2 separate regions of the Homo sapiens genome follow, and region 2 is linked to region 1. Evidence: read pairs that join two places in POLR2A ChIA-PET (ENCODE). Cell type or tissue: PC-9. All regions are shown on one strand. Links, peaks and the distances in the headings refer to the core of each region. The heading gives the core; the rest is flanking DNA. Region 1 overlaps SEMA3C (semaphorin 3C). Region 2 has its middle 300 kb from the start of HGF.

Region 1 (10,493 bases), core at 1,924-6,923:
AATCAACATCAGCAAAAATCACTTGAAAACCAAGTATTATTATAAATCTCAACTAGATGCGTTGAACATCAGCCAAAAGAAGAAAACTGTCCACAGAGGAACAATCTATGTAAGGACTATACTATTTTCAAAATAATTAAGATTTTTTTAAAAATAGCATTTTATGTTACTGTTTAATTTTATCATATAAAGCATTGTACAAGATTCAACAAAATAATTCATAATTCATATTTAAAATGTGTCATTTACTCATGACTTTATTTAACAAAAATTCACTGAGCATCTGCCATGTACCAGAAACTGACTAAACACTGGGGATATTGCAAACAAAATACACTAAAATCTTTGTCCTCAAGTAATTTATAACCTAGTAAGAAAGGTAATAAATAATTAAAATATGGAAATATGGAATATGTTAGATAGTGCTTGCTACTGAGAAGGAAAGTTAAGCAGGAAAAGGGAAGAGAGAAGACTATAGATTGGGGGCAATAGATTCAATGGTTTTAGCCTCACCAAGAAGAAATATCTTGTCAGTATAAATATGTACCTTTTTCTTACATAAAGTTAGTACAAGCCCCCTACCAAAATTCAAAGTAAAAAAAAAATGACCATTTTAATAAGGTCAAATAAGATGATAAGGAATCTTAATTATCAAGCTAAGATTTTTGAAAGTTATCCTGAAAGAAATATGAAGTCAATAATATTTTTGAGTGTGGAAATGGAAAGATCAAAACCTTGCCCTAGAAAGTTGGACTTTATCTTGAGCTTTAAGGAGATTGGGAATGAAATGTATAAAAACAGGCACTGCATTCAGGAAAATTGGTTAGTTTCCTATTACAAGAGTCCAGAGATTAGGAGGTAATAATCTGACATGGCATGTTTTCAGTGGTCAAGGTAAGAGCAGCAGAGATGTAAGAAAATTTATATAGTCGCAATCAACAGAGGTGGGCATCAGTTATAATTCAGTGGTTCTAATTTCATTGTACTTGTTGTCCTTTTCACATTGCCTCCACATCCTGAAAGGATACATCTATTACATTCTCTGTACATGCCTCCAAACTACTGTTTTGTAAAAGGTAACCTAAAAAGGTAAATCCAAACAACTATATATTTGTGATAATCAATCACAACCAATTTCTAATTGATCATACTCAGGAAAACAAAGATGATTCTAAAGTTTTGACTCCTTGAAAAAATAAAGCTAATACATAGTTGTTTGAGTTTCTATACTACTGCAGGACCTCCCTAAACATAATAGAGAATAATAGAGCCTAAAAAGAATCACAGTCCTCCAGCCTAAAAAGGTTCTTTCTGAGCATCCTAAGATCTTCATCAATGAAGTCACTCTACAGGTGATGAAAAAATATGACTTGTCCAGAAGACCACGTAGTTAAAGGCTGATAATAGCACAATTTGAATTCAGTCTCCTGACTCCTAGTGAATCCGATTTCCAAAAGATCTTCATTCATGTAACCACTAAACTAAATCAATAATCATAAACCAGAAGAAAAACAAACAACAAAAAAAATAGTAAGCCTTGTTGCGGTTCTAGAGCTGGAGACTGATTTGACCAAATAAGTGAGAGTTCGTCTTGCAGGAATTGGTAAGGTTGTTTAGGTACCATTTGCTCTCAACTGACCTACTCCTACATTGCACAGCACTCTAGATCTAGATCACCCCCACCAGGAGCAGATGTGGTCTACCTAATAACTATCTCAAGCACCCTGAAATAATTCCTAAAACTTGTCTCCTGAGAAATCTTCTCTGTTTCTCCCCAGTTCGTTAGGCTTTTCTCTTTTTGACTTTGATTGCATGTTTTTGTTGTTGTTGTTGTTTGTTTGTCTTTTAAAGACAGGGTCTAGCTCTGTCACCTGGGCTGAAGTGCAGTGGTGCGATCTCGGCTTACGGCAACCTCCACATCCCAGGTTCAAGCGATTCTCATGCCTCAGGCTCTGGAGTGGCTAGGACTACAGGGAAGCACCACCACGCCTGGCTATTTTTTGTATTTTTTTTTTTTTTTTTTTTTTTTAATAGAGACGGGGCTTTCGCCATGTTCCCCGGGCTGGTCTAAAACCCCTGGGCTCAAGTGATCTGCCCGCCTTGGCCTCCCAAAGTGCTGGGATTACAGACATGAGCCACTGTGCCTGGCCAGATTCCATTTTTAATTTCAATAAATTTTTTAATTTCAATAAATTTTGACACAACATTCGATTCCTTGAATGTATGACTTTTTTCATTGCATCCACACCCTAAAGGAATACATCTATCTACATTCTCCATACTTGCCTCCAAACTACTAAACATTTTGTAGAAGGCAACCTAAAAAAGTAAATTCAATACATTACAGATTTGTGATCACCAACCACAAGTGGATCCCCTACAATGTACAGTGGCCTTTCAAAGATTCTCTTATCACAACTGGTTCTGTCATCAAAAATTTCAGGCCTTTGCCACTAAAGCCAAATCCTGATTTTTCTGATCCCCTAACTTATTCTCAACTCACATTATTGCTACTTTGCAGAGAAAGCAAAGCCCTTAAATGATATATCTTCAACTCCTCACTACTAAACACACAAATATCATATTTAGTAATGTAATATTATATTGATATATCCACTAATACATGAGACTAGTTCTCTTACTTTGAGGCCAATTCTTTGGATTTCATTGCTTTGGATTTCATCTTATCTCGTCTTTTTAGGCACCTTAGATTTCCATTATTCCTTGTGTTTCTTTGATACATACTTTCATCTTAATAATTGGAGGCTTTATGCCATTATTTAAACAACCCCTTCAGCTCCCATATACCATTCTCCTTATAAACCACACTTCTCAGGGAATTACGTACATCCTCACCACCATTTTCTGACTTGTCATTTTATTTTCAATCCACTTTAATTCAGCGTCTAACGTCAATTATTGCATTGAAACACTTATTGATAAGATCTTTAATGACAATTATGGTACAAAACTCAGTGCTTATTTTTTAGACCTCATTTTACTTGGATTCTCAATGGCGCTTGGAATAGTTGAAAACTTCTATGTTTTTACAATGACTTATTTTTATTTCCCAGAACCAACATAGTCTTTTTTTCCCCACCCCTCTTTCTCTGTTCCTTTTTTTTTTCTTTTTTCTTTTTTTTTTTATTTAAGACAGAGTCTCGCTCTGTCGCCCAGGCTGGAGTTCAGTGGCCACGATCTCAGCTCACTGGCGAGCTCCGCCTCCCGGGTTCACGCCATTCTCCTGCCAGCCTCCCAAGTAGCTGGGACTACAGGTACCTGCCACCACGCCCAGCTAATTTTTTGTATTTTTAGTAGAGATGGGATTTCACCATGTTAGCCAGGATGGTCTTGATCTCCTGACGTCATGATCTGCCCGCCTCGGCCTCCCTAAGTGCTGTGATTACAGGCGTGAGCCACCGCGCCCAGCCCTGCCTGTTCTTTTTAGGCTTGTTTGTAAGTTCATGTTCCTCTAATTGGCCATTAAAGTTAGGAGACCCTCAAGTCTCAACCACCGTCATTCTTTTCTTTTTACTCTAACTCCCTCTCTGCATAATTAAATCCACACTTTTCTTGGGCTCCAGTTACTCTTATAAAACAATGACTCACACGTGTATATACTCAGTCTTATATTTAACGGCCTACTTGATATCACTAATTGGATCTTTCCATGGGATCTCTCATTCAACAGACCAAACTCAGGCTTATAATCTTTACCCTATACATGGTCTCTTCATTCTCATCTCAGTTCATGGCAACTACACAATTAAAGAGGCTGAAAATAACAAACAAGAAAAGTGTCAGCATTTATATCATTTCCTTTTCCTTATCCAAATCCATCAACATCATCTATACTATTTTATACTTCATACCATTTTATACTCTCTGTCACCATTGCTATCACCTGAGTACAACGATCTCTTTTGTGGTCTTCTATGTCAACTCTCAAACTAATCTCCTACAACTTTTCCACCCCCCACGCACCGTGCCACAAATCATCTGTTACCTAACACATAAGTGACAACACAATTCTGTTCCTGCCATTTTCTGCTGAAGATTGTTCCAATTTACTTCTCTGTTGACATATAAGTAGCCTTTAAAGCTTTTAAGGTCTTTAAAGCTTTAAAGTAGCTTCAACATGATTTTGATTCTGCTTTTATTCTCATTAAATGAATATTTCTGGATTGAACAATGAGAGAAAATAATAGAGAGTAGGTGGTGAAAAATTAAAAAGTAGGCATAGCAAAGTGTCCTATGGTCACAGACGTCAATAAAGGCAATGAAAAATACAGAGCATGAATGGTGGAATTTAATGTCACAGATCGTTCTAGGAGAAGGGATACAAAATGAGGGAGTCAATTTGGTCACTGAGGAATCTGCCATTAATTAAACAGTTTTAGTTAATGTGTAGGAGTGAAATATTAGAAAGGATGAATAAAGGCATAGAGATTAGGAGCACAAAAGCTGGAAATTCAGCCTCCTACTCTGAGAAGCTTAGTAATGAAGTAAAAGAGAAAGGAGAAAATTAGAAAAAAGAAGTCACAGAACCAAAAAAAGGATTTTAAGGGAAAGAAACCCAATCCTTTCTTTAAATGGGCAAAAAAAAAAAAAAAAAAAGTAAATGTAGAGGAAAGGGAATGAAGATATAAAACAGAGTGATGAAGGTTATTTATCAAAGAACTTAATACAGAAAATGTATAATTTTTCTTCTGAAACAGAAAAAATCCTACAAAAAGATACTGAAACAGACTAGATTGGTGGCAAATTTCATTCAAAAAGCATAGGGGATAATTTTGATACCTATGACACTCTTGGTCACCTGTGATATTCTTGGTCAGTCTAAGGTAAAGTTATCTGCTTGATAAGGGTCAGGGTCAGGGGAGCTTAATTGGTATCTGGGTGTTGAAACAGATGTTATGAAAACATCTGATGAAATCAAAGATAAGATGTGGTAATATTCCAAGAATTTGTTGCAAAATTAACCAATCACCATTTTTGTTGATGTTTTATTCATTCATTTAAAGTCATGATTCACTTGTATTGCTTTATCTTTTTCCAGGAACAGAAGACAAGGAGTAAAGATAGTAGACACAGGAGAAGAACCGTGGTTAGGTCTTCATGTAGCAAGGATTCCAGGCTCTTTAGGTGAGTGAGTACTGTTGAAATCTCAGAAAGCTCTGAATCAGTCTCGCAAATAATAGAAGAGAAATGGGGTATAACAAAAGCATGTGATGCTCCAAACACGAAGTAGGCTCATCAAATATTCCCCTAGAACCAATGAATATCTATGAACACAGACCAATGAAGGATGGTAGGTAATGTCCCAGATATAAAACTGAATAATTAAAGTAACTCTGCCAACCTAACTTGGTTCACCTTCTATTCAAAATTAGGTTTGAATAGATGAAAAATGTCATCTCTTAATAATAATACAAGAGGGTCAGCAGTAAGTATCACCCATGGTCATTACAAAATACAATCTTAGTGATAGAGAAGAATTCTCTCAAAATAAAACTTTCTGCATCACGTGGTCATTTTATGCTAGGAGATCTTTTATCCTAAACTAAAAGAAAACAAATCCATTGTAAGATTGATTAAACTGTGTAGTTCTATATTTACAATATGGCTTTTATACTACAAATATATAAAAGTGATGTTATGGTGAAACTCTCCGACTAGAGTGAACTATCAAGGACTACATTTTATAAAGCTTAAAAATCATAACCCTGTTCATACCTAAATTGGCTCTTAAGATGTTCACGTATTATTTCAGAGATTCATTAATGAAACTGCTTCTCCTTTGAAACGTATCTTTTGAAGTGAGACTAAAGTAGTTCATATTTAGCAAAGTGATTAAAATGTATTCCATGCTGGTTTTCCAAAGGAGATTATTTTTTTGGACAGAATTTCCAATTAAGCTTTGAAGTGCATAGTGGGCAATTCGTACATGGGAAAATAATTTTATTTGAAATCTGTGCTCTGAAAATGGCTATGCTATTGTTGGCCTGTACAGTGACTGCACAGACTTCAGGGAAGTGTCTGACAGATTGCAGACGTCTAAGGCAGTAGTTTACTTAATCAATTGATCACAGGCATGTGGTTTTAATGACAAGCTCAATGCAGCCAACTGTATTCTTCCAAAAAGCATAACTTTACTTTTCCTGTAAGAATTGTAATATTTCATAGCATCTTGAACCACATTAAAAAATGTCTCATTTTGGGGTCAAATTATAATTAGTTATTTTTAAATGACTTTTTATTCATTAAAAGATACTTATGTATAAATTACATGTCTGAAAAACAACTTAAAAAAACATTGTTCAGTCATATTAGAACTAAAATAGATTAATCCTTGTTAAAGGAAAATAAGCTTTAGATCAGTAGACATATTTATTTTTTTCAAAATTCTAATCTCTAAAATCAAATTAAAATATTATTTAAAAACTGGACTTTCTATATTTAAGTTGCATAATAAAACCAAACCAAGTTTGAAAATTCAGTTTTTAAAATAATTATGTTAAGTAAAACAACATGTTTGACTAAAAGAATGAGTAGTAACTCTCTTGGTGTAATGTACTTTCCTTAGTCAACAGCTGTGGACTGGGATAACAAAGACAGGCTTAAGTAGCACAGGTGAAGTTCAACCAGCCTCATATTTGACTATACATTAGCTATATATTTGACTAGTGTTTAGCAAACATCATACCATAATGCCGCATATCACCTTAACTAATTTAAGAATAAGGCTGGAATAGCCTAATGTAGGATGATGTTGGTCTAAGATAAAAGTATGATTTGTTAATTACATCAAGTTCTTTTCAGCAGACACTTGGCATCCCACTTTATACATCTTTTACAGATATATATTTATAAAATTTTATTGAATTTGAAAGACAAGAAATTACACTAGATTTGAGAAGGTTAAGTTTATGCTACAATATTTCTATAATTTGGAGCAAATATTATTACTGTATTACATTCAAGTAATCTTGAAATTATAACATTTTTCTTTCATCTTTTACAGCTTTACAAATAAAATAGATATACTAAAAATATATACATATACACTAAAACTATATAGTTGCCTCCAACTAAAAGTATACACACACACACACACACACACATATAATACACATAAAAATATATATACTTTTTTAGCTGAAGGCAAAAGGTGATACTTCAAGTAACTTGGCAGACAGGAAAAAATGTAATATAGTTTGTATTTAAAGGGCATGAAAATATTTTATGAATATTGATATGTCCAAGTTTTTACTCTAAAATACAGTTTCAAAAATCCTTGACACTAATATCAAAACTAAGAATGTTAAATAGTTATACTTACCTCTGATCTCCTCCCTCTGTTCAAGTAAGTACAGACAGGACTGAAAGCGCCACTCCCACAGACATACAAATGTGTGCGATTGAAAGTCTGAATTACACGGACAAAGTTCCCACAGCCGTGCTAAAAGAATCAGTAAATAAGCAGTTAGTAACTCAATGACTTTCATTGTTATTTCAGTTAGCTATGTTAACCTGAGATCTTGTATGATAAGTAACAATGAGGTGACATAAACTTTTGATGTATTAGTCCAGGGGCGTCCAATCTTTTGGCTTCCCTAGGCCACACTGGAAGAAGAATTGTCTTGGGCCACACATAAAATACGCTAACACTAACAATAGCTGATGAGCTAAAAAAATAAAAATAAAAATAAAAATCCCCCCAAAAATCTCATGTTTTTAAAAAGTTTACGAATTTGTGCTGGGCCACATTCAAAGCTGTCCTGGGTTGCATGAGGCCCTTGGGCCACAGGTTGGACAAGTTTGTATTAGGCCATATCTTTGGGGAACTATTAGTATATTTGCACCTCTTAAAGGTAATTTGAGAGTACTTATCTAACTTGTAGAAGTAACAAATCAAATATTAAGAAAAACAGTGGCTCAGGAATAGTCAAAACATTATTACAGAAACAGTCAGTCAACAAACATTTACTGATTACCTACTATTTGCCAGGGTATAGTCAAATTCTCTGGGCATCCTTACTGAGAAAAACACAAAAATCTCTACCCTTGTAGAATGCAATTGAACAGAGTTGTCATACATGCCCTGCTTTTTCTATTTCTGTTTTAATCTGGACTAATTCTAATACTTCATTTGAAAATGCTCTCAAATTTATACATATCAATGCAAATATTATTTGGCAATACTTTGCTATACATTTTCCTTTCTGCTCCATTTTTTTATTGTTAAAAGACGTGTTTCCAGAAATATTAAAACAACATGGCTTATTCCACTGATTTATTTCAAGAGAAATATAATCCACCGCAGATAGTAAGTAAAATGCTATATTTCATTATTCTTGTATTACAACACTGTCTAAATTTTTACATCCTGAAACTTTATAAATGTATTCTTTACCTGAGAAAGTTTACAAATTAACACACAGAAGTTATTTTTCCTTAAGTTTTCCTTAAAACATTGAACACACACACATTATACAAACATGTTCTGAATGCACCTGTGCCTATACAAGTTCCATATTACCATTAGTGCACAATGGCAGACACTATTCACCTTAAGAATTGGCAAATAAAACTAATCTCCAACAAAATGCCAGCATAATGATTGCCTTCTATGAGGAATGACATAATCAATCTCTTTGCCCTGGATCTCCTAAAATACTCCTTTCTTCTCTTGTAGAAACTCCTTTCTCACTTGCTCCCAGTTCAAGTAAAGGCAAGGCTGTCATTTATTCACCCAATGAAACAGAATAATTATTGTAATTCTCAATTGACTGTGACCTTGCTGGAGCACAGAAACAGTCAGCCCTAGATGCAGATCTCTGTGACCAAATTAACCACCAAATGTTCCACAGTTACTAGCTTCACTATCCTTTGCTGACTATAATTCAATCAAGCCTGAGATTGAATGACTTCATGAAGTCATTCTCTCAAAGAACATTAATAAAATGATTGTATATTAGAGACAGCATTTTTATAAAAAACTATAAAGAAAGACATCAAAAGTTAACAGTAATTTTTCCCTGGGTGGTCAGAAAATATATGTTGCTTTTCCCCCTGCTAGGTACCATGTATGCTCCTTTTTTTTTTTTTTTTTTTTAGAGACAGAGTCTTGCTCTGTTGCCCAGGCTGGTGTGCTGTGGCGTGATCTCAGCTCACTGCAACCTCTGCCTCCTGGGTTCAAGTGATTCTCCTGCCTCAGCCTCCCAAGTAGCTGGGATTACAGGCATGTGCCACCATACCCAGCTAATTTTTTTTTGTATTTTTAGTAGAGACGGGGTTTCACTGTGTTAGCCAGGATGGTCTCGATCTCCTGACCTCATGAACCACCCGCCTCGGCCTCCCAAAGTGCTGGGATTACAGGTGTGAGCCACCATGCCTGGCCTCTCCTATTTTTTTATAAACCATATCTATTATTTATATTATTTAAAACTAAAACAAAATAAATGTTGCTAAAATAGAAGTTAAAATTAAAGTCAATATTATTTTACATTTTCCATCATTTTTTCCTTTTATATTCATTATTACTTGCCAGCAAATATATACTTTTATTTATGCAGTAATTTTATACAGATGTTTCTATGATAGATTTTTATTATTAAATAATCAATCATTAACTCTAGTCAAAGAAATTAATCCTTATAGACCAGACCATACACTTTATTTTTAAGACATTAAGGATTTTTGTTAAATACACAGTGTCATTTTATCTTGACACCTGTTTATAGAGGTACCTGGAAATTGATTACATAACTACAGATGATAACATGTTTCTGAAGAAAACACACAGATGAGATATGTGTGTTTATAATATGTCTATGTAAAGGGAATCTATGAGGAATGAGACACATGCATATTTTTTTCACATTCAAGTTTAGTCATTCTGGGATTCTGTATACAATATTTCCCCATAAGATATAAATAATTCAATCCAATTCCTTTAATAACAGGTTATGTCTCTCTCATCTTGGGTCTTATGGATGTCAATGTACTTTCATGAATTACTGGTATTGGTAAAATGAAAGAAGTCAATAACATCTCGTTTATATTTCAAATGCCAACTATACTCATTTCATGTATATATCTATCTGCTTATTATGACTAATATTTATTTAGAGTTTATTACATCCTAGACTGTGAAATAATCATATTGTATATTTTACCTTTTATTTTTACCTCTAGAAAGTTTGATTTTTACCTTTATAGCTGACATTTATTTAACACTTACTGTATGCTACTTAGGCACTTTACACATATTCATTCAGGTTTTTACCATAACTCAGTCCCTTTTAGAAAAATAAACTTGAGTTTTTTAAAAAAATAACCTGTTTGAGACCATATAGGTAGTAACTAAAGCAGATTTACAAACACATACGTCTCTAACATTGAATCCTGTACTTTTAGCTGCTTTATAATTTGTCATTGGACGAGAAGTCCACAGTTGTTTTTTTTTGGGGGGGTGGGCGACAGAGTGT
Region 2 (10,493 bases), core at 3,486-8,485, 650 kb after region 1:
TTAGGGGACAGAATAATCATGAGCTTTTCCAGGAAAAGGGTAGAGAATTTTTAGAATTTGGGTGCCACCCATTTTTATACTAAATATGGATAGGCTCGGATCTGTCATGGTATTGGTAGGTGAGTGATTTAGTATGGTAATTAGTCTACAGTTAGGTTTGGGGTAGGACATTGGTCAAATCCAATGCCACATTGGACCCAGCCAGCCTCAGCTGCTTAGCCCCTATCCTGTTTGTTAGGGTCTTATCAGCCCAGGCCCATCCTTGCCCTTATAGCTAATTTTAATAGCTCCTGTCTTGCTGCTAGGTGAAATTGCTGCCTGGTATTTTCCTACTTCTACTGTGACCACCCAGCATTCCTGCTTTATGGGTGTTTCTTTAATTTGGGGGTAGAATAATCATTAGGTATTTTGGAAAAAGGGGATTTCAAGGACCCCTGGTTACCGACTCCTTTCTCCCTTATTTGGGTTTGCTTGGAAGAGTCCTGCACATGTCACCCTGACTGTGTTATTAGCTGTTTTCTCTCTCCTACTTTGGGTTTTCTGTAATCCTGTGGTTTCTCTGTCTTTTTCTTGTTTTTGCTGTTGTTTGGGTTTTTCCATCCTCCTGAGACTATCCAGTGCTATTCCTATCTCAAAAAGAGCTTGTGAAAGTGGGTTTTCTCTCTTCTGTTTTTCTGCCATGGGAGGACACAAAGTTCTTTTCTTGCTCTTCTATCTTCCACTCTGTGAGAGTGCAGCTAGAAGGACTTCAGCTCATGCTGCTGCTTTGATCTTGGACTTCCCGGACTTCAGAACTGTCAGAGAATAAATGCCTGTTTTTCTACAATTTACACAGTCTTTTGTACCCTGTTATAGCAGCACAAAGTGGTGCACAAGGTGTTCTAAGACCCCTTGGAAGCATTTTTTTAAATGAATGGGTCATTTTATAATACTTTTTGATTTATAGGTGATGGGTTGATGATGGGTGCAGCAAACCACCATGGCACACATTTACCTATGTAACAAACCTGCACATCCTGCACATGTACCCCGGAATTTAAAAACAAAAGTTGTAAAGATAGTGCCAAGACTTCCCAAATACTCCGTATTCAATTTTTTCTTGTTTTGTTTTTTTTTTAAGTTTAAATTTTTCATTTTATTGATAAGAAAAATGAGACTTGGAAGAGGCCAGGAGATACTGACTAGTTTGGGCCTATCCCATGCCAATTATCTTGTGAAATTTAGTCATTGCTGTTTTTATTATTATTATTATTATGCTTTAAGTTTTAGGGTACATGTGCACAATGTGCAGGTTAGTTATATATGTATATATGTGCCATGCTGGTGCGCTGCACCCACTAACTCGTCATCTATCATTAGGTATATCTCCCAATGCTATCCCTCCCCCCACCCCACAACAGTCCCCAGAGTGTGATGTTCCCCTTCCTGTGTCCATGTGTTCTCATTGTTCAATTACCACCTATGAGTGAGAATATGTGGTGTTTGGTTTTTTGTTCTTGCAATAGTTTACTGAGAATGATGATTTCCAATTTCATCCATGTCCCTACAAAGGACATGAACTCATCATTTTTTATGGCTGCATAGTATTCCATGGTGTATATGTGCCACATTTTCTTAATCCAGTCTACCATTGTTGGACATTTGGGTTGGTTCCAAGACTTTGCTATTGTGAATAGTGCCACAATAAACATACGTGTGCATGTGTCTGTATAGCAGCATGATTTATAGTCCTTTGGGTATATACCCAGTAATGGGATGGCTGAGTCAAATGGCATTTCTAGTTCTAGATCCCTGAGGAATCACCACACCGACTTCCACAATGGTTGAACTAGTTTACAGTCCCACCAACAGTGTAAAAGTGTTCCTATTTCTCCACATCCTCTCCAGCACCTGTTGTTTCCTGACTTTTTAATGATTGCCATTCTAACTGGTGTGAGATGACATCTCATTGTGGTTTTGATTTGCATTTCTCTGATGGCCAGTGATGGTGAACATTTTTTCATGTGTTTTTTGGCCGCATAAATGTCTTCTTTTGAGAAGTGTCTGTTCATATCCTTCACCCACTTTTTGATGGGATTGTTTGTTTTGTTCTTGTAAATTTGTTTTGAGTTCATTGTAGATTCTGGATATTAGCCCTTTGTCAGATGAGTAGATTGTGAAAATTTTCTCCCATTTTGTGGGTTGCCTATTCACTCTGATGGTAGTTTCTTTTGCTGTGCAGAAGCTCTTTAGTTTAATTAGATATCATTAGTCACAACTATATTAGCCACAACTAATGAACCAATATTAATACATTGTCATAAATAGAAGTCTACACTTCATTCAGATTTCCTTCCTTTCTATCTAATATCCATTTTCAGTCCCAGAATTCCATCCAGCATTCAATATTAAATTTAGTTGTCATGTTCTTGGAAGCATATTTCAACTCTTATTTTTCAACTTTTTCAATATCTATTAAAACAAAATTTTTGATCTTTCAGAATAACATTCTAAAATATTTTTACAATTATTTTAACATTTGAATGGTACTTTAAAATAATTTTATATACCTTTAAAGTTAATTTAAAAAAATCTCACTAAAATTTATAAAAACAATTATATGATGATACATAATTAAATATGGTATGGATCACATCATGTTATTGGAATATTTGGAAAGCATAAGGTAACAAAAGAAATCTCTGTAAACTCCCACTGCCAAGACGTAATAATTTGAAAATTTTCATTATAGTTCTTGTTTTGCTTTTATCTAGGTATCTATTTTTTTAAAAAAATACAAATCACATTGCGTTTAGTTTTCTTTTTCCTACTTAAAATGTAGACTATTTGCAAAAAGCACTTTCTTTGTTACAAAAATATTCTACTCCTATATAAGCCTTTATCTTAAAACTCATTTCCCTACTGGTAATTTAAGTCTGTTTCAAATTTTTCTCTTTATATGTAATTTCTAACTGAATTTTTTGACAATAAATATGTATCTCATTTTCAGACTTCTTTGGGAGCTTTGCGTTTATTTATCATTTGCCACTTTTCAAACAGAATTTGCAAGTGCACCAAAAATGCATATAATACATTTAGTACTTATTCTATGATAAAGTGTTAAGGTAGATTACTTGAAATAAATTACTCCATTAAGTAACATAATCATTGTAAACCTTTTGATAACCATTTGCAAGTTCCAGAAAAGTTTTACTGAAAAGTACTGTGTGAAAGTGTTTTCTCAGAAACCTCACCAACGCTGGATGTTTTCCTTAAGAAAAGTTAGTTTGTTAAATAAAAATATTACCTTTTGTATACTTGAAATAGAAATTGAAATATTGAAATATTTTTAAATATTTCTAGTCATTAGAAGCCCTTTTATAAACTACTAATTTATATCCTTTATCCACTTATCTATTATAATGCTGGGGGCTTATCATACCAATCTGAATTAGTTCCAAATAAATTAAAGTTATTAAAATCTTTAATATATTTTGTGTTCATATTAAAATAAATTCAGTTGTTCAGACACATTGAAAACATTAAATGTTTATGTACTCAAAATATTAGTTTTTATCTGTAAAATCTCCTGTGGCTTTTAAGGTTAAAATGTATTTAGTTTTCATTTACAAATAAATATGATGTTTCATTTATTTTATTTTATCTGTAGTAAATGTTAATCTTCCATGGGCCCTGAGCTCCCTCTACTTCTTGCCAGTTATGCCAAAAATATAAGGCTTTGACCATTCCTTACCATTTTCTGGGTTGAATTTGCAGCCAGCAATCTTGAATGGTGAGGTAACCTATCCACTCGAAAAGTAGGATTGCCTACTACTTACAATAAAAGCAGTAAATTCCCAAGCTCAGATTCCCAGCTGCAATAAAAAAACACATTGAATGCACAGTATCTCCCTGGACCCTTCCACCCCGCCCCACTGGGACTGAAGGCGGGGGTGGGAGGGAAAAGGAGAACAAACGCAAGTAAGATGATTTTGCTACTTGCTGCATTATGCCTAAATAAAGTCTTTTGTCTCTGATACTGGAATTGTGTGTCTTCTGCAAGCATCCACAACACAGTAACAAGCTAACTTAGTTGGTAAGCAGAATAAAACCCCAGACTCTGGCCATTTTGACAAGCATGAAATGTTGGCACAGACAGAATTTTCTGGGAGGGGAAAGACAAGAGCTGACCTGGACTGGGTTTGAAGCTATAAGACTCCCTAGAATCAGTTAATAAATACTTTTGCCTAGGAGGTGGGTGAGGAATACTAGTAAAGCCCCCTGCTCTTATATCTGTGAATGAATCTGAGCAGCAAGAAATGGGATTGAAATGTCACTTAAATGGCTCATGCTTTTCCAGGTAGGAGGAAGAAGGATGTTTTCATGACAACAGGGAAGTAGGTGGACATATAGCTAAAGGAAATGGTTTCAGCAAGTTGGACTTAGAACTTTAATTGCACAGAAAATATTAAAAGACTGTTGAGCCTGGGAGACCAAGGGTACAGTTCCTTAAAACTGTTAAGTAAATGCTAAGTCTAGTCAAGTCTGGAGCAAAGCTGCTTTCCCCTTCCATGCACTCTTACATGTCCCTCTCTCTCCTTTGTACTGACCTCTCTTGCTTCAGGAAAAAAGGCTGAGTATGCTAAGGAACATTGGGAAGAAGAAGCACTCACAATTTTATAGCTATGTTGAATACAGGCACACAAGTCACTATTCTAGTTGAGTTCCTCGAGAGGGTATGCTAAACATAGAGGTGGCCATAGGGCCAAGAATTTTGGGGAGGAACCATAAAGGGAGGAAGGTGGAGTGGCAGAAAAGGGTCCCCAGACTCAAGTCTGGAGATGCACTTGAGAGGAGAAAATGCTTAACCTGAAGCTGCAGACTGTAGGGAAGAAAACATCATTTCTCTTCTCTCCCTTTTTAGATTCTTAGTTGAGACACTCTCCTGAAAACTAACATCAAATTAATAAATGAAAAACAAGCAGAAGCTTATTAACAAATGCTGTACCCATCATTTGGAGAAGCCTCAGTTCAAAAGTATTTCTCTCAGAAAGCACTGGCTTGGGCCTTGATTAAATAGCATTTCAACAAAGAGGCATAAATCCTATAGAGTGACAAGACAAAAAAAAAAAAAAAGAGCAGTTGTAGTCTTTTAAAAAGTGAAAAAATGTGGGAAGACAGTAAATCTGTTTCCAGATTTTTCTGGTGCCTGCTGGTGCCTTCTCTGGCCTGATAAGTGCTGTCTACAGTAAGGAAGGATTGATGTCTGGCCATCAGGCAAACAGAGGTTGAGGCAGAGTGCTTTCTTGCGTCCTTGATGTTTTTAACTTAACAATCCTCAATATTTCAGGGAAAAATACTTGTATTTCCTTCAGGACAGAGAAAGAAAAATAATTTCCTCTATGACCTCTTCCCACATCTTAGTCCCTCGTGGCCTTACTTCCCTGATTCCTGTACTTTTGTGTTACAGAATAGTATAATCTCCCAGTGGCTGTGGCTAGAGCCCCTGACCAGTATAGTTAAACACTTTGGTCTATGTGCTTGAGAAGGAAAAATGTACTTGGACTCAACTAATAGATTTGGGCAAATTGCAGTGGAAAAGGAAAATTAAAGCGACCTCAGGGAGGGGAGGGGGCAGCCTTTGGGGCTATTCAATGTACTGTTGTAGTTTCCACTATTGGATGTATAATTGGAATTAATGTGCTATGTGCTTGTACTGTAAGTGCTCATAAAGTCTAGAGTTAATTTTTCTGTGCAGGTACTGCGCAATGTAGAGTGGTGATTCCTGTCTCCCCCTATGTGGTCCAGCAAAAACAGAATAGAATCCAGGAGGAAGGAGGAAAGAAGAAAATCACAGCTTTCGTGATCATTTAGCTGACAGTTGCTGTGGGAACACTAGGAGTGGCAACTTCCCAGTACAAGGGCGCCACCTGCCTGAAGCAAGTAAATTCCTTCTAAACGGAAGAGAGTTTTTGTCCTGCTGAAACTGAGCAGCTGCAAGCTGGAAGTTTTGAGTCCTCCCATATTAGGGTGGATCAATCAGACTCCATGACTGACAAGAGACCAGCAAGCCTTGCTGATCAAATGAAATGGTATAGTTGGCTTGGCCCTGGTGGCATCTCGGTTTTACATGAAGTGGTTGCACCTACCCTTTTAGGGGAAATTTTATTTCTCATTCTGCTGTCTGAATCAAAGCTGCAAGCTCAATGGAGGCCTTGATTTACAGAGTTTCCTCTAAAGGCTTGGACCTGATTCCCTGATGATTCAGCTGAGTTAATAGCTGATAGTGTCCACTGGGTGGCATCCCCAGTCTTTCCCCGATAATAACTCTGGAAGACCAACTGCAGTAAGTTTCAGAACGAGGGGCTGAATTGAAAGCCATCATCACATCACCGTTGCCTTAGATAATACTTTTAAAGACTATATAATACTTTTAAATAATAATTTTAAAGACAAAATGTTCGATTTTGACTCTCTCTTAGACAATTGCCAATAGCATACCCAACTGCACTGCCACTTGGAAAACTGGCGAACTGTGGCAATAAGCCACAGCTGCCTATCAGATGTTTGAGTTGCTTAAATACCCATGCTAATAACCTGTTCTCTGATAAGACTGGCTGAAATCCAGCTCCGAATAAAACCTGCACTGCCTAGATGACCATGACTGCCAACTAGCTGCAGCATTAAACCGCACATGACAATTCATCCAACATTAGAGACTGCGCACAAAAATAGACTTTATGTTTTGATAAGTTACTGTTGCTTATCAGACTTTTGACTCCTGCTGAAAGATAGCCATTTGTCCAGTGGTAAAGAAGGCCACAGGATGTAGAGCCTATAGTGACCCCACCTGCTCCTGACAGATTGACTACATTGGACTTTTGACCTCCTCTCAGGGTTATCAATGATGCCACACTCATTGCTGTTGACATGTTATCAAGTTACATTATTGCTCTTCTCGTCCAATTGGCCAATTCCAGCCACACTACTATGGCCCTTGAAACTAATCTGTGTCACCTTTTCAGGTTTCCAGGCCATTTGCAGTCAGAAAATACAGTGTCTTTTATCACAAAAGCCAGTTAACAATGGACCAGTAGTCAAGAAATGTCATAGATATTCCACATTCCCTACCTTCCATAGACATCTGGTATTACCAAATGGGGAAACAGCCTCCTCAAAATTCAGCTCAAAAATTTCTGACTCTATCTCCCTCTTCCCCTACAAGTCCCTATACTTAATAAGGCAGTTTGGGCATGAAATAGTCATCTTTTTGAATGGATCATCTCCTCTTAGCCATTTCCTGAGTAATGATCAGGACAAATGGAGTGAATGGTTATATAGACCTATATTAAAGATTCAGGTTCTGCACTGACAGTACTTGGGTTTGATGCCTTCTTCATTCCCTTGACAACCACCCCTTAGGGTTGGTAAATCTCTGGGTGGAAGCTGAGACAAAAAGGGGTTTGAGCACTCAAACTTAATTCTAATTGAGCTATTTTGATTATTGGAACAAAATAAATATCATGACCACTTTTGTGAGCTACCTCGTCTTCCTGCATTGAGTCTCCCTTAGTGACCCATGCAGGCCAAGTTGGGAGATATAATAGATATAATGCCCTTGTCCTACATGTGCCTGACCCTTCTAGATAAAGATCTGGGTGAGAATCGGGGATGACTGGAGAAAAGTTGAATGTATAGCCATTGAAATGGAACATGTGGATTTTTTAGTAGTGGAGGAAGAAAAACCCTGGCACATAGGGAACACCTCAGCTCCAGGAGACTCAGGAAAGAGCAGAACAATTAATGGTCCCTTTTCCCCATAGGTCTAGCACCACAGTGTGGTTAATCAAGAGGCAACTACACTTGACAATCTGAGTCAGTGCTGTGTTTGTCCAGAGCATCCAAGTGCTATGAAAACAGAAAAACTCATATGTATATGGTTTGTCCTCTACCACTCTGCTGTTCTTGATGCCCTAATAGCAGCTCTGGAACATGGAGCCTCATTATGTATAAACAAACCTATGGATCTGCACAAACTTGTCTTAATTTTCCGAATGCTACAAATCCATATGTTTCTCCTGAGGCCCAATCAGCCTTGGATAACACCATGTATGATCATCATGACTGAAGATCTTCGGTGATTCTGCCTATTTACTTACCCAAATCAATGTTATGTGATCCAAGTCAAGTTTAACAGCAAATCCTGAACTGGAATAACCAGTGCCCCTTCATGTAATGTTTGTATACTGGGGAGATTGGCAGTGGAATGTCTCTGGGGGGTGGCTTTTTGGCCCATCTATTGCTTGCTGTAATTATTGACAATGACAGCAAAGATCAACAAGTCAGTCTTAAGTCCCTTGCAGGGCTCTCCATGTGCTGAAATTTATATCATATTCTGTATCCCTTCATCTAAGGCTTTACAGTATGAGCCTTATTGTTTCCAGGTGTAACACTTGTATCTTAAAAACAAAAAACAAAAAACAAAAAATGATACAATTTCAAATCTACTGTTTTCAGAAATCTAATTTGAAAATAATAGTTGAACACTTAATCTTTTGTTCTACCACAGTATTCCCTGTCCTGAGAAATTAAGTAAACGTTTCAAGAAGTAAAGTACATCACATCACTGATTCATTGATGGAGCACTGCAGGGCAAAATGATTTACTGAGATTTTTTAAAAGGGGTGAGTTTTCTCTCTTCTGTCAGTATTGATTAGATTTTCAGAGGGAACCTCTCCTTCAGAACAACTAAGACAGGTTTTTGAGCGACTTCTATCTTCAAGCAACCCATTAAAAGGATTAAGGGAGATAAGAGTAGGGATCTGGGGACTGGGTAATAGGATAACACTCAGGGTATATGTGCCCAGAAGCACAACTATCCAGGCACTGGGGTCCTGGACCCTGCACCAGCAGTAAAAATGGAAGCTTAGTATACAACATGTGCAGCATAAAAAATCAAATTCAGTAGATAAAATTCCTTTGGGAAAACTGATTAACAATATGATGACAAAGTTGCTTCTTTACCTCTTACCTTTGAGAAAGTTATTCCAAGATTGTTCAAAATCAAATGAGAGATAAATGATAAGTAAAATAAATAAAAGAGGAAGTACTTTTTAAACATGTCAGAAACCACGAACCAGGCCAGGCACGGTGGCTCACATCTGTAGTCCCAGCACTTTGGAAGGCCGAGGTGGGCAGATTGCTGAGGCCAGGATTTCAAGAACAGCCTGGCAAACATGTTGAAACCCTGTCTCTACTAAAAAAAAAAAAAAAAAAAAAAATACAAAAATTAGCCGGGAATGGTGATGTGTGCCTGTAATCCCAGTTACCTGGGAGGCTGAGGCACGGGAATCGCTTGAACCCAGAAGGCGGAGGTTGCAGTGAGCCAAGACTGTGCCACTGCACTCCAGCCCAGGTAACAGAGTGAGACTCTGTCTCAAAAAAAAAAAAAAAATGCACAGATGTGCAAAGACTGTTAAAGATTATTGCCAGAATCGAGTTAATTCGACATGGGTATCTAGAATATAAGGTGAAGTACTGAAGATCAATATAAAAATTTTAAAACCTAATTGGAAAAATATGGATGAAAATATAAATCCATTTTTCATGGAAGAGAAAATAAGGATTGCCAAGAAGTATGTTTAGGGTGCTCAACTTCACCGGTAATGAGAAAAATGAAAGTAAAGAAACAATGAAAAATCACTCGATACACATTATGTAGGCAATGAATACAATACTGGTTAAGCCAATGTTTATGAGGATGAAGTGTAAACTTGGGAACATTCTAGAGTGCAGTCTTGAATTAAAGTTGTGTATATCCCATGGTCCTGTAATATCTCTTCTAAAAAAGGTTTCACCAGAGAAATTCTTGGATAGATGCATTAAAAGGCATGTATAGACACTTTATTCAGTATGGTGTGTGTTTAATTGCAGGATCTGTTGCTGTCTATTACTAGGCATTTGTGAATACAATTTGGTGAATGCATAAGAAAGAATATTATATAGCCACAATATTAAAGCATCAATGTGGGTATACATAAAGCAATATGGATGGCTCTTAATAGAATAATTTTGAGTCTGAAAATAGCAACAGAATATGATTCATAACTATTTCATTTATGGAAATTGAAATATACACACAAAACATCATTGTTTATTTTTCAATTTAAGTACCTATATCAATCACATTATAATGAGCCCCTATTGCAGGAAGAAGAGAAGGCATGAGCAATGGGAGGAAATGAAATAATATAAAATAAGAAAAAGGCCCAGTACAGACGAATGATAATTACTTTTTATGAACCAATGAGTTGTGAACTAAATTCATCTCTACTTGAGACCCAAATATGGGTGGCGGTAGGTCCCCATTAAAAGCCTCTCCAAAATTCTTAAATTTCTAAGAGATATGTTAACAGAAACATTCAGTGAGTTAATTCAAATGATTGACTAATTTGGGGACTTTGAGATACTAAAGTGAAGCGAAGGAGGAAGTCTTTTTTTTTTTTTTTTTTTTT

The links. ChIA-PET counts read pairs that join two places held together with the same protein. Peaks named below come from ENCODE experiments on the same cell type or tissue, not always from the same donor. Only the 100,000 strongest peaks of a DNase experiment are listed, where the experiment ranks them.
Region 2: POLR2A ChIA-PET joins it to region 1 with 6 read pairs; 1 of 35 experiments calls an interaction of 5 or more read pairs at or near these places.

Annotation. Positions count from the first base shown.
Region 1 is chr7:80,810,957-80,821,449 of GRCh38, forward strand. It overlaps SEMA3C (semaphorin 3C), which reads right to left. Exons shown (of 18, transcript NM_006379.5): 5 at 7,343-7,462. Among named protein-coding and RNA genes, the nearest start is that of SEMA3C, 100 kb to the right of the region's middle. In PC-9, for the core only: no CTCF peak of the experiment used is centred there; no DNase peak of the experiment used is centred there; H3K27ac peaks cover 477 bases.
Region 2 is chr7:81,464,301-81,474,793 of GRCh38, forward strand. No RefSeq gene overlaps it. Among named protein-coding and RNA genes, the nearest start is that of HGF, 300 kb to the right of the region's middle. In PC-9, for the core only: CTCF peaks have their summits at 5,921 and 6,129; a DNase peak (open chromatin) is centred at 5,891.